Linked DNA regions of Homo sapiens: region 1 is linked to region 2. A link is a contact called in ENCODE Hi-C data. All regions are on one chromosome and are shown on one strand. The core of a region is the stretch at or near the end of the contact, and the rest is flanking DNA. Distances in the headings are between cores, read along the strand shown. Region 1 overlaps STK39 (serine/threonine kinase 39). Region 2 holds the start of CERS6 (ceramide synthase 6).

Evidence for each region. Hi-C counts contacts between places; a loop is a spot of excess contacts on that map. Pooled maps may share reads with other maps.
Region 1: a pooled map shows a loop between it and region 2 (4-fold over the local background). The contact joins the enhancer-like site here to the promoter of CERS6 in region 2. A Hi-C loop is called at or near these places in 8 of 50 pooled maps.

What each region holds. Positions count from the first base shown.
Region 1 is chr2:168,191,567-168,194,674 of GRCh38, reverse strand. The region is part of intron 1 of STK39 (serine/threonine kinase 39); the gene reads left to right. Among named protein-coding and RNA genes, the nearest start is that of STK39, 54 kb to the left of the region's middle. Within about 2 kb of position 1,367, at least 9 of the 41 ENCODE cell types and tissues checked have a DNase peak (open chromatin) inside an H3K27ac peak, as active enhancers do.
Region 2 is chr2:168,454,381-168,457,617 of GRCh38, reverse strand. It overlaps CERS6 (ceramide synthase 6), which reads right to left and starts at 1,346. Exons shown (of 10, transcript NM_203463.3): 1 at 1,000-1,346. The coding sequence starts at 1,169. It overlaps LOC102724081 (a long non-coding RNA gene), which reads left to right. Exons shown (of 4, transcript XR_002959433.2): 1 at 1-587. RefSeq lists silencers at 655-714, 1,165-1,294, 1,415-1,504, 1,535-1,754.

The sequences.
Region 1 (3,108 bases), core at 118-2,617, 260 kb after region 2:
ATTAATAAAATAAATTTCCAGATAAATAAAGTCCAACTTAATTTCAATCCTAGGTGCTGGAAATAATTCTGAAATTTAATTATGCCTTTTGTACTAATTTCTACTAAGGCAGGCATTGTCTTCATCTTTCATTTGTAGTGAATTTCTGAAAAACCCACCCAAAAAATCAAATAATAAACTTACATGTTATGAGATAGAGGGAATGTTGAATCTTCATTTTTGTTTTTATTTTACTTTAATTAATTAATTTATTTTGAGACAGAGTCTCGCTCTGTTGCCCAGGCTGGAGTGCAGTGGCGTGATCTTGGCTCACTGCAACCTCTGCCACCCAAGTTCAAGCTATCCTCCCACCTCTGCCTTCCGAGTAGCTGAGACTACATGCCTGCACCACCATGCCCAGCTAATTTTTATTTTTATTTTTTAAATAGAGAAGGGGTTTCGCTGTATTGGCCAGGCTGGTCTTGAACTCCTGACCTCAAGTGATCTGCCTATGTCGGCCTCCCAAAGTGCTGGGATTACAGGCATGAGTCACCATGCTAGGCCAAATCTTCATTTTTGAATAGCCCGATACACATACATTTCTGAATTATTATTCTTTGGAGTGGATCTGCTCCTTCTGGATGCTTGCAGGCGGGCGAGACCCTTCCCAGGCTGGCACCTCTTGTCCCTGACGCCGAGGCATCTGCTTTTCCATGCTTCAGGCCTCCTTTCCAGTTCCTTCCATGGGGGCCTAAACTCGATTCCCTTATTAGGAGGTGGGTACCTGGCCCCTTCGGGGATAATTTAGGGAAGTTATGCCACCTCTGTGGTAGCAACTGAAAATGTGGCCCATGGACCAGCAGCATCACATCACCTGGGAGCTTGAGAAATGTAGAACTCACCCCTGTCCCATACTAACTAAATAAGCAGCAACGTTTTCACAGCACACCCAGGTGACCCCTTATGTTGTCTCCACATCTTTCAATACAACACAGTCCTAACACCTTAGCCCCCAGCCCCAAGACTAAAGGAGGGAACATTCTCCTGATGTCCTGCCAGGCTCCGACTCATGGTATTGTGGGATCTGCAGGTGGCCTCACTTAGGAGAAACTCTGGGCTGGGGCTGCTGGAGGCAGAGACTGCAGCATGCTGCTGCTTCCACCGGGGCTTAGCAGGTGTTCCGTGCCCTTCATGAGGGTGTGTCTTAATTTTCCTTCTCACTCAATGATGTTCTCAGGGCCCCCTGGGGTTGCCAAGACACTACTTTTCACTGCACTGGACATTTGTGTTCCTGCAGTTCATATCCTCTTCCCTTGTGGCTCTTATTTTCTGCCATCATTTCAGACTATGGCATCATGCCCCTGCTTCTGGGTGAGAGTGTGTGAAGAGGGGGGGGAAGAAAGACTTCTACCATGCAGAGGGTGACCTGACTTCCTGTATTGCGGTTGTAACTTAGGGGAGGGCCTCAGGTTGTCAGAGGAGACAGGAAAAGCAGGAGTTGGGTTATAAGTGCAATCAGATCAGATGGAGAGGTGGCATTAAAGTGAATGGATTTTCTTTTCCTGTGTCTGTGAGTAGGAGAAATGTTTTAGTTACTTGCTGCATCATGGATGTGGTAGCCAGGGCTGTTTAATTACCTGAGAAGTGGGGCTAATTGTATCTTGAACAGTGAGTCACTTTCCTGGCATAATTTTCTCTGTGCCCAATCATTACCATATAAAAGTTGTCAGTGCTGGCCCTCAGGAGTGGGATTTGAAGAGGGGGAGTTAATAGGAAGCTGGCAGGAGCTGGGGCTGAGTGGGAGCAGAGCTGATCATAGGGAGGTGGGGATAAGTAGGCATTTTCTCAAAAGGTTGTAGTGGACCTGGTTCTAGTTTCTATCCAGGTGTCTGGGATAATCATGTGGATACTATTAACCCCAACAGTCAACATTCTTAAACACTTCAGTGCTAGACATGTACATTTATATTATTATGTTTACATGTATAGTCTCATTTAATATTTACAGCCCTCCTGTGAGGTAGATGCTATTGTCATTTGCTTTTTGTAGTTGAGCAATGTGCAGCACAAAGCACACAGGCAGCTTGCCCAAGGTCACATAGCTTGGGGCTGTGTGACCCCAGACCCTCCGTCATAACCATCACTCAATCCAGAGGAAGTAGATTGGGGTGGAATGGGGCGGGGTTTGGAAGTACAGAGCGAACATTTGGAAAGTGTTAGATATTAAAAAGGATCATTTTAGGAATTGTGTTGGAAAACAGAGTGAAATGAGAATTTTTTTTAAAAGCCTGGCTATTGTTAATGGAGCTTGGAAAAGCCCCAGCCTCGTTTTGGAGCTGGTGGAGGTCACACTCCCTTGGCTCCTTATTAAGTGATTTCCTCTAAGCTCCAGATAGACCTTCCTAGAATCTGCTTGTGGTGTTGGGTTGGTAGTCAGCAGACCTCCTTCCATGTTCCTTCTTTGCCTGCTGTTTCCCTGTTAAGCTGTGCTAATGGGGGCACCAGGGGAATTTTGGAAGGCTGTGGGAGGGAGAAGGGACACGCTTCATCCTGTTACTGTTCTTGTCAGCTTAGCTTCGGAAAGGGTCTTTCCCTCTGCCAGCAGTAATTGGTTTCCATTTCCAGTTTCCTTCTACCTCTTGGAACCAGCCTTCTGCCACCCCCTGAGATGCCATCCCAGTCCCATGTAGACCTTCAGAAAGGGCTCCTCTTCAGAGGTCAGGGTCCCAGCCCTGTAGGTTTCCTCCTAAATGTGTAGAGTCTAATAACCACCACCTCCTCCCTTTGATTCCTACAGTCCTACCCAAGGAGTGGTAGCTGCTTCCTACAGCTTCCTGAGTAACTCTGTGTTAACTCAGTCTTTTCCATTCTCTAGCACCTGTTGAATAAGATCTTCGTATTAAATAATATGTCGCATTACATAGTATTGCTTCCATTTTCCTAATAGCCCCTGACTGATTAATTTCCCCAAGCCCTAGAATCCTGGCAGAGGTGTGGCGAGAGAAGCTGATACGCAGGAGGGAACCATGGTTCTCAAATCTAAGGATATGGGTGAATTGCTGGAGAAGCTAATTAAAAATGCAGATCCCAGGCCTCCAGTTGCAATAATTGTGATTCAGTAGGTTGGAT
Region 2 (3,237 bases), core at 97-2,596:
TTTACTGATGAATTGGGCAGAGGAAGGGGAGGGTACAAGAAAGGGGAAGATAATATTTTCTGTTACGAAAAAAAAAGTGTGCTGCTGTCCTGGTTTTCTTTCAGTAGCACCCAGAGAATGCATGGCAGGCACAATCTAGTTTCGCGACGAAAACGAATTCCATGAGAATAACACAAGTTTGTATGTGACACAATGGAGATATCCAACCAAACCGAGGAACTATACAATTGCATGACAATTCCTCAAAATTTTAAGTGCCTTCGAGTACCAAAAAAGAAGTTTATGATTATTCACAGGACAGGGTTATCAGTTTAATATCACCATTTTGCAGGATGTGGACCCGTCCTGTCACATCCTCTTTTAAAGAAACCGCTAATAACCTGAAATGCTATTATCCCCTATTTGCCAGGACTGTGGGCCTGATAGTTTCACGGATAAAAACCAAACAGCGACCAGAAGCCAGGAAGTCCCTGGCGAATTCTTTTGAAGCACAACCCCTACAATCCGTGTGCCGGAGCATAAAGATTGAAGTGTGCGCGGTTCCTCCTCCCTCCGGGCCGCGCGTCCGGAACGTTCCTGGCTGTCAGGTGGGTGGCGCGGGCCCCGGCGGGAAGCCCTGCCTGGCAGCCTTGCGTGGCGCGCCGGCGGAGAGGGGCGAGCCCCGCGGAATGCGGCGGGTCCTGAGCCCGACCACCGCTCACCTTTGTTCGCCTGCCCTTGCCGGGAGGAGAGCAGGGCCCAGGAGGAGGGCAGGGGGCGACCCTAACGCTCCGCGGCTCCTCCCCGGCGCCCGGGAGGAAATCCGTGGCAAGCCAGACCCTTTCTGGCTCCCAGAAAGCCAGCGGGGCAGGGGGGTCAGCAACCCCTCCCCGAACACAAAGGTTGGGAGGCGTGAACGCGAGCGTTGGGGGCGCGGGGGCGTGCGCCAGAGAGCGCGCGAGTGTGTGCGCGCGTGTGTGTGCGCAGGGGGAGGGGAGGAGGGGCTTCAGCCCTTCTTACCTCTCGAAGATGAGCCGCACCATGAAGATACAGAAGGCCAGGGGAAAAGCGAGATAGAGGTCCTCAGCCTGCGGGAAGGTGGCCTCCTCCGTGTTCTTCAGGTCCGCCCAGGTGACATTGTGCGGGAGCCAAAACCTCTCGTTCCAGAACCAGGCTAAGATCCCTGCCATCTTGCTTTGTCCACTCCTGTCCTGCGGCACCCGCAGCCCGCCAAGCTCTCCACCGCGCAGGGCGCCCGGGGATGCGCGCCCGGCTGGCCCCGAGCCTGTGCCGCCGCCGCCGCTGCTCCCGCCCGCCGCCGCCGCCTCCTCCGCGGCCGCTGCTCTCGAAGGCTCGCGGCGAGCCCCGGTTCTCTCCTCCCTCTGGCCGCGCTGGGGAAAGGGGCCGCCTTGCCCGTCACATGGCAGCTCGGGCCGCCCGCCCTGATTGGCTCGTCTTCGCGTCAAACAGCGAGGCACACACGCGGCCAACTCGCCCACACCCGCAGGGCAGGGCGCAGTCGCTGCGCCCTGGGCGCAGGGGCACCGCTCCGGGGAGTGTCGCCCGCCCCTGCTCTCACCGCTCTTTCGCTTTGCGCTTAGGGCGACGACCTAAAGTCGACCCCCCAAATCCGCCCTAGCCCCCTGGCTGGCTCGCACATGCTCAGAATGCTGGCTCCTGCCCCGCTGGGGTTTCAGGGCTCTCAGTCCTCTTCCCGTGCGCCCGGAGGCGGTGGGTCAGCAGGTAGGGGCTGCCGCCAAGCTTCAGAACCAGCCCTGCTCCAGGAGGACAGCAAAAAAAAAAAAAGGGGGGGGGAGGGGGAGGGGTAAAGAGCAAAGGAGGAAGTGGGAGGGAAAGGATCCTCCACTCCCGCGCTTGGAGAGGCAGGGTGAAAAATCAGGAACTGAGGCAGGATGGTTTGGCAAGAGCCTTCTGCCTCTGCCCCACGCCTGCCTTTCCCCAATCTTTGACTTTCCGGTCTTTTATACTGCTGCTTCTCATCAAAGTAGCTCCCCCAGGGAACAAGCCCCCCTATATTGATTTATGAGGTGGTACAAAAAATTAGGCACTTAATTGCTATTTGATTATTAATTGCTACTTGATGACGATGATGATGATGATGATGATGATGATAGCAACTGCAGCGTTCTGTAAAACCACCCCTCTCAACTAACCTCTCTGAAAAGGCTGCTAGACCACATTTTGACCTGGCACATCATGAGAACCTCCACTGTGCTACTCGGCAGGCTCATTATTTCTGCCTTTTGAATCTAAAACCTTTAAGGCATTAGGCCTGTGAGGCCTAACCCAGGCACCTTCCCTCCCGCAATGCATTTCCCCATTGATACAGGAGCCATGTGTGAATTCATTCCATGGCCCATGTATACATGGTTCTGGGGCATTTTTGTTCATTTTTCTCACATTCATTTTCTGCCTGGTGCTGCCAGTAGGCTATACTAAACCTTTCCAGTGGGCATATAACCGCACACACACACACACACACACACACAGAGAGAGGGAGTTTCTTTTACTCTTCCCTCCCCTCTTTCCACTCTATCTCTTGAAAGTGAAACTGAAGAATGGCCTATACTGGTGCTTCCAATTTCTCTCCCCTCATTTTCTTTTGAACTTCCATTTGGACATTTGTCTCCTCTGCTGCATTGAAACTGCCCAAGGTCACCTGTGATCTTCATGCTGCTAAACACAAAGGTCAGTTCTTATCTTAGTCCAGGCTGCTTAGACTAGGTGGCTTAAACAGCAGAATTTATTCCTCACGGTTCTGGAGGCAGGGAAGTCCAAGATCAACATGCAGGCAGATCCAGTGTCTGGCAAGGATCCTCTTCCTGGTTTGAAAACAGCTGTTTTCTTGTGTATCCTCACATGGCAGAGAGCACAGAAAGAGGAAACACAGATTAGTGCCCTATCTTCTTATAAGGGCACTAATCCCATTCATGAAGGTTCTACCCTCATTAGCTAATTACCTCCCAAAGACTCTGTCTCTGAATACTATCACATTGGGAACTAGGATTTCAGCATATGAATTTTGGGGGACACACACATTCAGTTCATAGCAGTTCACAACACCTCTGTCAGTAGCATTTGGCCCAGTTGTCAGGTCGTGTGTCTTAAAACATTCTTGACTTGGCTTCCAGAAACCTCACTCTTCTGGGTTTCTTCCTCCTTCATGGCCATTTCTTCTCAGTCTCCTTCCTGGTTACTCCTCACTTTTCTAACCCCTAGAAGTTATAGTGGCCTAGG